Linked DNA regions of Homo sapiens: region 2 is linked to region 1. A link is a loop called in an ENCODE intact Hi-C map of the cell type or tissue named here. Cell type or tissue: heart left ventricle. All regions are shown on one strand. Each heading gives the region's core, and the rest is flanking DNA. Links, peaks and the distances in the headings are about the cores only.

Region 1 (5,386 bases), core at 70-5,069:
CCTTAACATATGCTATTCCATCTGACTGGAATCCCTTTCCTCCATCTTTCAAATCCTACTTAAGTCTCTGCAAATCTTCTGACCCTTTTATCCTACAGATACAATCATTCTCCATGCTGTAGTACTTCCACAAAGCGTACATACTTCTATTACGGTATATGAAATGGCAAGAGGCAGTACAAATGAACGTGAAATCCGGCACCAAACTGAGTTTGACACTCAGCTCTACTGTGTGACCATGAGCAAGTTATTTAACCTCATGTTGCCTTAATTTCTTTATAAAATGGTGATAGTAATAATACCTAATAGAGTTGTCATAAAGGTGAAATGATTGGCTGGGCACGGTAGCTCACACCTGTAATCCCAGCACTTTGGGAGGCCAAGGTGGGGAGATCTCTTGAGGTCAGGAGTTTGAGACCAACCTGCCCAACATGGCAAAACCCCGTCTCTACTAAAAGTACAAAAAAAAAAAAAAAATAAGCCGAGCATGGTGGTGGAAGCCTGTAATCCCAGCTACTCGGGAGGCTGAGGCAGGAGAATCACTTGAACCCAGAAGACAGAGGTTGCAGTTGCAGTGAGCTGAGATCATGCCACTGCACTCCAGCCTGGGTGACAGAGCAAGACACTGTCTGAAAAAGAAAAAAGAAATAAAGATTAATGATTGGCCAGGAGTGATGGCTCATGCCTGTAATCCCAGCACTGTGAGAGGCCGAGGTGGGTGGATCACTTGAGCTCAGGAGATCAAGACCACCAGCCTGGGCAACATGTCGAAACCCCATCTCTACAAAAAATACAAAAATTAGCTGGGTGTGGTGACACGCACCTGTATTCCCAGCTACTTGGAAGGCTGAGGTGGGAGGATTACCTGAGCCTGGGGAGTTTGAGGCTGCAGTGAGCAGTGATCACGCCACTGCACTCCAGTCTGGGTGACAGAGTGAGACCCCGTCTCAAAAAATAAATAAATAAAAATGATTAATGATTAACTAAATGTAAAATGCTTAGAAGAATCTCTGGCATATAGTAAATATTATACTTGTTAGCTATTATTTATGTGCTTAGTTTACTTAATTAGACCATATGCTACTTGAGGGCTGTGTAAATTAAGCTGTAAATTACTCCAAACTTACTCCAAAACTTGACTTAACATTGTCTCACAGGTGGGTCAGGAATCTGGGAGTGCTTAGCTGGGTCACTCACAGGATGCAATTAAGGTGTTGGCTGAGCCTGCAGTCATCTGAAGGCTTCATCTGTTTTCAAGCTCACTCACGTGGTTGTTGGCAGGATTCAAGTCCTCATGGGTTGTTAGATTCAGCCTCAGTTCTTCACTAGCTGTTGGCCAGAGGCCACTCTCAGTTCTTTGCCACATAGGGCTTGTCCGTGGGGTGCTTACAACAAGGCAGCTGGCCCCCCTCAGAATAAGCAAGCAAGAGAGCAAGATAGACTTCACCCTATTTTTATAACCTAATCTCAGAAGTGACTCACCTTTCTGGCATTCTATTTGTTAGAAGCGAGTCACTAGATCCAGGCCACAATCAATGTGAGGGAATTATACAAGAACAAGAATAAGAGGAGGCTGCTGTCACTGGGAGCCATCTGGGGGCTGCCTACCCCAGTCTACCTTCTGACCCCCGTGATTCACATTCCACATGCACAATATACTCACTGCCTCCTGAAGTCCCCCAGAGCCTCATCCCATTGTATGTAGGTGACTGTAACTTATTTGTAACTGCAGCCACTTTTTCTTATTGATTTGAACAAAAGGAAAAGGGTAATCTTCATTATGAAAGAGAAGTATAGAAACTCATGTCTCTAAAACTAAAGCCATATGAATAAAATTCCATAAAAATACAATAAAGAATAAGATTTTTTTCTTAGCTGTAATTTTGTATACCCTAATATGTAACAGTCACTACGAGACTGAACAAAGGAGGACAAACGCCGCTTGTGACAGTTACTACGGGACTGAATGAAAGAGGACGAACGCAGAAATGAAAACTTAAGACAAAAGAATCTATTTTAAAGAAGGGGTCGGGGGCTCCTTGCTTCTAGTGAGCAAGGGCCTTGAGCTTTCACAGCCCTCCGTATTTATTGGATAGAAAGAGCAGGGAGGAGGAGGTAGCGATCCGTCAGCTGCTTGATTGATCATAGGTTCCCATTATTGCTAACAGGCTTCAGATGTGCCTAATCACAAGAAACACTTGCGCCTGAGGCGTGACTGCACTCAGCGTTCCCTCTGGGTGGCAGACGCAATTTGTCAGTTTGCCAACATTCTGCCTTTATGAGAACAGTTTGCTGTTTACTCATATAGCCTCCAGTGGTATACTGAGTTAATCACAACCCTCATTCTTTTGGCCTCCAACACTGATATAGTTGGAGAATTTAATAACTACATTTTAAACATGCATCATTTTATTTCACATCCATGTTTGATTCAAGGGCAAAGATGCAAGAGATCAGAAGGTAAAACCTCATTTTATGTTTTAAATTTTAATAAGCTCGTTCATATAATTCTGTTTACTGTTGGGTTCACAATTGCAAGGAATATGGATAATTTATACACCTTTTTCCAAATCAACCCCGATCATGGTTATCCAATAATGTACAATCAGCTAAAACACATTATTGCATTGAAATAGATCATTTCTCATCCAATCATATCCGGGGTACTTCTCCAATCCCTAGATATGGGCGCATTCAGTCTTAGTGTCTACACCCCGTGATATGGAAGAAAAACAGAGTAGGTATACATAGTACCATGTGCCCTTTTCTCTCTAACCCTCCTCTCCATGATTTTCCAAGGCATAAGCAAAAGCCACAGAACCAACTATTCATACTTTGCCGGGATCCTCTGGCTTGGGTCTGCAACAGCTTTTTCAATGAAGAGTTGAGTTCAATGCCTTGAAGCAAATTGAAGGAAATGAACCTAAAGTCTACAGGTCTGCTCAAGGTGTATATTTCGATGGCATAATGACTGAAATCTTTTTTTTTTTTGGTTGTTACTGGTCTAGTGGGCCAGAAAATGGTTTTCCTCTTTTTAAACAAGGATTTGAAGACAAAGGTTTTTAGGTTTAAATTACTGAAATAAGGGGAGCTTCTCAAGCTACTTCATCTATCAGGGATAAAAATCCTTGTACCTTATCCTGCCAAAAAAAAGCAATAAAGTCCTCCAGTAGGGATCTTTAGGATAAAATATTATTTTTCATAAAAAACTATGAAGGAATTTATTCACAAAAAAATCAAATGGTTTATTATAAATAATAAATAGTTCTGTCCATAGATGACTAATCTGCTGAAATAGCACCTCCAGGGGTCTCCATGCACTGCCCATTTATTAAACCCAATAACCTTCCTTGTCTCTCTCAACTGATCCATTGGTTCTGGAAATTACTTCCCGGCATAAGCCTTTACTCCTGATCTAAATTCATTGCCTCATTTTGTCTGTTCACACTGTTCTTGGTGCTCCCCTCAGCTCCTCTGCTAATCTAGTGCCTTCCTCTCAATCCCAAATCTGTTCCTACTGTCAGAGCCCAGCAGAAATCACACCTTTTCCTTGAAGCCTCTCTACATCACAGGAGCCCTCTGGGACCTCTCCCGCCTACATTTCTCTTGTAGGTAAAATTGTCACTGCTTACTCTGGTTCTTCACCAAATACTCTCTGTTTAGTTATAACCTTTTTTTTTCTTTTCTTTTTTTTTTTTTTTTTTGAGACAGAGTCTGGTTCTGCCACCTGGACTGGAGTGCAGTAGCGTAATTTTGACTCACTGCAACCTCCACCTCCCAGCCTCAAGCAATCCTCCTGCCTCAGCCTCCTGAGTAGTGGGGACTACAGGTGTGCACCACCATACCCGCTAATTTTTTATTTTTTGTAGAGACAGAGTTTCACTATGCTGCCCAGGCTGGTCTTGAACTTCTGGACTCAAGCAATCCAGCCACCTCAGCCCCCAACGTGCTAGGATTACAGGTGTGAGCCACCAGGCCAGGCCTATAACCTTTTTTTTTGAAACAGAATCTCTGTCTGTTGCCCAGGGTGGAGTGCAATGGCGTGATCTCGGCTCACTGCAGCCTTCACCTCCCGGGTTCAAGCAATTCTCCTGCCTCAGCCTCCGAGTAGCTGGGACTACAGGTGTGTGCCACCACGCCTGGATAATTTTTATATTTTTTCATGCAGACAGATTTCACCATGTTGGCCAGGCTGGTCTCGAACTATTGACCTCAAGTGATCCACCCGCCTCAGCCTCCCAAAGTGCTGAGATTACAGGTATGAACCACTATAATATAACCTTTTCATAAATGTGTCCACCATAAAGCTGTTATATCATGAGAATTGTTTTGCAATTTTAGACCTTTGGAGATTAAATACGTCTATGAAGGGGGGAGTTAGTCCTGCAGATGCTGTACAACTTTACCAAGTGGTGGTAAACAGTGCTACATTTTCTTGGAATCCTTGGGAAAGGTGCAGGAGCAGAAGATGTCTTTCCTTAATTAAATGGTGGGTTTCTGCCTGACCCTATACCAAAGTTAGACTTCCAAAACACAGCACAGAAATCAGCTAAAACAATTTGCAATTAAAGTCACCTAAAGCCTATATCTATCTATCTATCTATCTATCTATCTATCTATCTATATCTATATCTATCTATCTATCTATCTATCTATATATTTTTGAGACAGAGTCTCACTCTTATTGCCCAGGCTGGAGTGCAATGGCACCATCTCAGCTCACTGTAACCTCCACCTCTCAAGTGATTCTCCTGCGTCATCCTCCTGAGTAGTTGGGATTATGGGTGTACACCACCATGCCTGACTAATTTTTTTTGTATTATTAGTAGAGACAGGATTTTATCATGTTGGCCAGGCTGGTCTCGAACTCCTGACCTCAGGTGATCCACCCGCCTCGGCCTCCCAAAGTTCTGGGATTACAGGCGTGAGCCACCGTGCCCGGCCAAGCCAATATTTCCTTAGAGTATCTTACTAAAAATATTATACATGAGTGTGCATGTGTGTGTATATGCATGTGTGTATATATTCTATGACACATATGGATTTCTTTCCTCATGGTTTCTTAATGCCCTCTAAAACTCTATAATTTTCTAAATTTCCTGAAGTTTTACTTAGACTAAGTCCTTTTGTTGGCAGTTTGTCAAATTTACTACTTTTTCTGGGAAGAATTTTATATGACTGCTCCTGAGACTCAGAAGTAAAATATCTACATGCTTCTGAAAGAAATTGTAAAAACAGTGACAAGATTTTTTCAATCTTCCTTGGGCAGCTTGTCACATATTTTTCCAACCGCACTCTCACTTTTCTCACTCTCATTTCTCCATATAAAACATACAAGACACTGTGTTATAGTCAGGAGCCAAAACTTCTTGCATATTTTCCACCA
Region 2 (5,386 bases), core at 269-5,268, 310 kb after region 1:
TCTCTCTCTACACTTTTTGACTTGCTGATCTTACTCGCCATCATGGCTCAGCCAGTATCTGTTTTCTCTCCTGAGCTTCAATCTCGCATTACCAACAAATCTCCCATATTACCAACAAATCCTGGTAGCTCGTCTTCACCGTGTCTGGAATGGACTCTTCCTCCAACCTGCTTCCCCTCCCTGTCTCCTAGTTCTGTGAGTTGCTCCTCCACCCCACTTCAGTGTCATCTCAGGCTCCTCCCTCTACTTTGTTCCCCTTCCCAAGCAGTTGCCAAGGCCTCTTGATCTTGTCTCTGCAATTCTTGACTCATTCACTCTCTCCCCATTTCACCACCACCTCAGTAAGTTGAGTCCATATGTAAGTCCAAGACCATCCATGCCTTCTATTTAGTCTTGCATAATTTCTGGTCCTATCCCAAGATATTACAAATGTTGGGACAGATCCTGGGATCCCAAATTTCTTTTTCTGAAAGCATCACTAATGGATTCCATGGCTGTTACATCTGTTTATATCTAGTAGATTCATGTTATCGTGTTCATGTCAGAAGATATTAATACTGGAAATTATAGGCATTAGTGGTCAAAAAAGAAAGAAGCCCTAGACATTTGTGGAATAGAGAGGAGAGATGACTTAAATTCTTTGTACCACAAGCTATGACTTAATAAGTCTCTTAACAAAGGTTACTATAAAGTAAATGAGAAAATACTCATCTCATGGGCATGCATTGAGCTGTAAAACCACAGTAATTTGCTGAAAATAACTGGATCAATATACCTTTTTTATGAAACTTTGACTAAAGTGGTTCATTTATATTATCAAAAAGCAAATAGCTTGTTCCAACTGGGTAAAAGTTATATAAATATATCACCGACACCATCAAAATAGAATTCAAAAAATACCGACTTACTATTTCACTGACTTAATTTCCTCCACTGCAAAATTTAGCATGCATCTGTGTCGTAGGTAATTATTTATCTCATCTGCTCATAATAGCAACATCCTTCTTCCGGGAAACTGCCCCCTAGCCACATGAGTCTGCCATTTGTGATACTCTGTGTTCTGGCCACCAGTGAATGCAGGTGACACAAGTGGAGTATTAACTCCCAAGGGCTTGGTTTGGGCCGGGAATTGACACATGACCTAAGCCTGGCCAATCAGAGTTTTCTTGTTAGATTTTTATCATTCAAACTTGGAAAGGAGAGCTGTGGTTGCACACGGTGTGGATGTAATGCTGGGACTGCCCACGGCCACATCCCTTATCTTATGGAGAAGCCAGTCTAAGAAAACAAAGCTAGCAAGGAGATAAGAACAGAGCCCCAAGGACAGTATGAGAGTCCTGGCGGTTTAAGCCCTGGATCCAGCTGAACCTACTCTTTCTATAGTCTTTCTCCCTGAGCCAATACATTTTACCCTTGTGCCTAAGCTAATTTAAAGAGTTTTGACCAGCAAATCCTTGTAGGCAGAAGATATATTTTCTATCAATCTGTGCCTCTTGGCATCTAGAGCAAGTGAGGGTTTTAGGAAGACCTGCTGATTGATTAAAGACTAATTTATTAGACAATTATCCGAATCAAATTTAACTGAGTCATTTCTTTTCTCCAAGACAGGCATGCAAGTGTGCACGAGCATATGCACATCACATACTCACATACACACACAGACTAAGTTTGGTGGCCAGGCATGGTGGCTCATGCCTATAATCCCAGCACTTTGGGAGGCCAAGGTGGGAGGATCGCTTGAGCTCAGGAGTTTGAGATCAGCCTGGCCAACATAGCAAAACCCTGTCTCTACCAAAAAATACAAAAATTAGCTGGGCATGGTGGTGTGCACCTGTGATCCCAGCTACTTGATAGGCTGAGGTGTGAGAATCACTTGAGCCCAGGAGGAGATCTTGAGATCACGCCACTGCACTCCAGCCTGGGAGACAGAGTGAGACCTCATCTCAAACAAACAAACAAACAAACAAACAAAAATAGACTAACTTTAGCATTCCCCATTTAGCAGACCTGGAGAGTGTGCATGTGTGACCGAGTGTACGTGCACACACACACACAGTCATCCAACTCACACAATACTCTTTTCTAGGAATACAGAAAAGCTTCACAGGTCATACTGGCAAAACCAAGTTGTTTTTTCTTTCTTTTTTTTTTTTTTTTTTTTTTTTTTGAGATGGAGTCTCGCTCTGTTGCCCAGGCTGGAGTGCAGTGGCGCAATCTCGGCTCACTGCAAGCTCTGCCTCCCGGGCTCACACCATTCTCTTGCCTCAGCCTCCCGAGTAGCTGGGACTACAGGTGCCCACCACCACGCCCAGCTAATTTTTTGTATTTTCTAGTAGAGACGGGGTTTCACCGTGTTAGCCAGGATGGTCTGGATCTCCTGACCTCATGATCCACCCGCCTTGGCCTCCCAAAGTGCTGGGATTACAGGCATGAGCCACCACGCCCGACCAAAACCAAGTTTTTTAGGGAATGTTTTCACATTATGTATAAGATGGGGAAGAAAAAGAGTATTATACAGCTTTCATTTTGTTTCAGGGACTGTGCTTTGTGTTGTAATATATTTCCTCTCATTTTCTTACCACAAAATTCTATCAGGTGCACATTATTATCCCCATTTGACAGATGAGGGAGCTGGAGACATGAAGCTCAAGGCCACACAGCTGCTATCTCTATCTGGAATTCAGCATGGACCCTGGCTTGTGGACTATGCTGCCTCCCTGTGGACTATGCACTGCTCCAGAGGCAAAATGGAGACCACAACAATCCATTTCTTGAAACACAGCCTAAGTTTCTAGAATCAAGATAGGTGCATAGCTAAAGTATTTGTCTATGCAAATAGAAACGGGCACAACGGAAAGACCAGGGTCATGAAGGGAAAGTCAGCGAAGGGCGAAGGGGGTGGGGGGCAGAGAGCCAGGAGGTTTGCTGAGGCATTAACCGAGTCCCACGGCTGGCACTGGCTCTAGACTATGAGCTCACCCATACACAATGATCATGGAGCCTGTGCCACCTGATCCAGGGCTTGGCACAGGGTAACTTCTCAGTGTTTCTGACTGAACTGGGGGAGATTTATTGAATAGCATGGGAAGGAGTAGCAGTCCTCAAAATACTGCCTCCAGTGTTTTGTCCACGAAGATGAAGAAAATAACCAGATCTTGCAGCAGCACTGAAAACTACGACCAACAGGCAATCAATAGACAGATAAATTGGGATCTGATTATGAGGCAGATATAACCATTTTGAGGAAAGCACCCAAGCTACAGCTCCTGGTACGAACCCCAGCTTTGCCTTCTGAGTGCTGGATGTAAGTAAGCAAGCTTGATTCTTCCATCTAGGTTTTGTCCTTGGGCTCAGACACACAAAACATAGGAAGAACAAAAGCTGGCATTTAATCCACCCTCTAAATCCCTTGGATATTTATTTATGCACTTTGTGCATTTTTTGTACACTTCCCTTCTCTTTTATACCCTCCATTCTCACATCCCATATTTCTGGAGATAGAGGCTACCAATTCCAGGGAATGGGGCAGTAAGTGAGTCTTGTGTATGTGTATGTTGAGTGGGGGTTGGGGGAAGTGAGTGTGTGTATAGTACATCTTGGGAAGTTAGTTCTAGGAGTAAAGAATTATCGGGCCAGGTGTGGTGGCTCATGCCTGTAATCCCAGCACTTTGGGAGGCCGAGGCGGGCAGATCCCCTGAGATCAGGAGCTCGAGACCAGCACGGCCAACGTGGTGAAACCTAGTCTCTTCTAAAAATACAAAAATTAGCCAGGTGTGGTGGCAGGCACCTGTAATCCCAGCTACTCAGGAGGCTGAGGCAGGAGAATCGCTTGAACTCAGGAGGCAGAGGTTGCAGTGAGCCAAAACTGTGTGGGAGAGACCCAAAGGACCTTGCAGTAGTTCATCCAAGATATTCCATTCATTTAGGGAAACAGAGGAATGCAGACAGGGAGTATGAGAAAGCTGCCATATGGGTAGTGCAACGCTTCCCTGGGAAACAGGCAGGGAAATCAACCTACTCCAAGCTGTAGATTTGAGAAGAGAAACCAAGCACTGTGGAGATGACGACCCACAGCCACCCACCCCCAAATAGTCTGTGTGATCACACCTTGCCTTGTTTGATGCGGAGTGAAGAGAACTGGATTTATAACAACATTTAAAGTGACATTTAAATAATTTAAAACAATATTGGATTTACAACAAAATAATGATTTTTTTTTAACATAGTCTTGCTCTGTCACCCAGGCTGGAGTGCAGTGGCATGATCTCAGCTCACTGCAACCTCCACCTCCTGGATTCAAGCAATTCTCCTGCCTCAGCCTCCCGAGTAGCTGGGATTACAGGTGCGTGCCACCATGCCTGGCTAATTTTTGTGTTTTTAGTAGAGATGGGGTTTCACCATGTTGACCAGGTTGGTCTCGAACTCCTGACCTCGTGATCCACCCGCCTCAGCCTCCCAAAGTCCTGGGATTACAGGCGTGAGCCACCGTGCCCGGCCCTAGCTATCTTTCTTTTATCAATTTCTGATTTAATTCTATTGTAGTCTGAGAGCAGATATTGTGTAGTTTCTGTTGTTTTAAACTTGCTAAGATAGGTGCATGGCCCATAATGTGGTCTGCCATGGTGAATAGAATATATTTTTTACTTTTTAGTATGTGGAAAAACAGTATAATGAACTATATTTTCATCACTAGGCTTCAACTGTTATCAACACATGGCCAATCTTATTTCATCACTGGTTTCTCTCTTCCTGGCTAATTTAAAGCAAATTTTAGAAATTATATCATTTTATCAATAATTGCTTCAGTATATATTATAATGTGGGCATCACCATTGAGAATGTGGTCCTTAGGAATTCAACAAAATCATCCTGTACCAAGACCCACTGATATCCTTGCCTTTACCTACCCTACTCTATGCCCTATACCTTGGCCCAGGCTAGATGAATCTAATTTGTCTCTGTGCACTGAAAGGACTCTGCAGGTGGCTGATATAAATATGCCTTTGGGAAGCTACTTCGGGTGGCCAAGGGGACAGTATTGCAGTTGGCAGTCTGACTCCAGCTGTCACCACTTGTGAGCCATGTAGCCTCAGACAAGGCATTTAACCTCTAGAGCTGTATCAAGGTTTTTCTCTTCTGATTAAATGGAGAACATAAAACCTACTTCACCAAATTGTTATGAAGCTTAACTAAATAAAAGTGAAAGTCAGGTTAGTCATTATTATCACAGTTTATGCAGCAACACAATCATGTCAGGGAAGTCTTTAGTGTAGGGATTTCTTTTGCATACAGGAAGCCCTGTGCCAACTTTAGAGAGTCCAGAAAACCCCATGAAACCACAAGACCTAGGCACCAATTCCCAGAACAAGGCTGAATTTAGTCCCTG

Evidence for each region. Hi-C counts contacts between places; a loop is a spot of excess contacts. Peaks named below come from ENCODE experiments on the same cell type or tissue, not always from the same donor. Only the 100,000 strongest peaks of a DNase experiment are listed, where the experiment ranks them.
Region 2: a loop joins it to region 1, with 4 times the contacts of the local background. A loop is called at or near these places in 2 of 110 quality-filtered maps.

Annotation. Positions count from the first base shown.
Region 1 is chr2:86,700,732-86,706,117 of GRCh38, reverse strand. All of the region lies in intron 1 of RNF103-CHMP3 (RNF103-CHMP3 readthrough), which reads left to right. Among named protein-coding and RNA genes, the nearest start is that of RMND5A, 17 kb to the left of the region's middle. In heart left ventricle, for the core only: a CTCF peak has its summit at 2,281; DNase peaks (open chromatin) are centred at 1,357 and 2,184; H3K4me3 peaks cover 595 bases; H3K27ac peaks cover 2,909 bases.
Region 2 is chr2:86,393,954-86,399,339 of GRCh38, reverse strand. No RefSeq gene overlaps it. Among named protein-coding and RNA genes, the nearest start is that of KDM3A, 45 kb to the left of the region's middle. In heart left ventricle, for the core only: a CTCF peak has its summit at 2,723; no DNase peak of the experiment used is centred there; H3K27ac peaks cover 2,067 bases.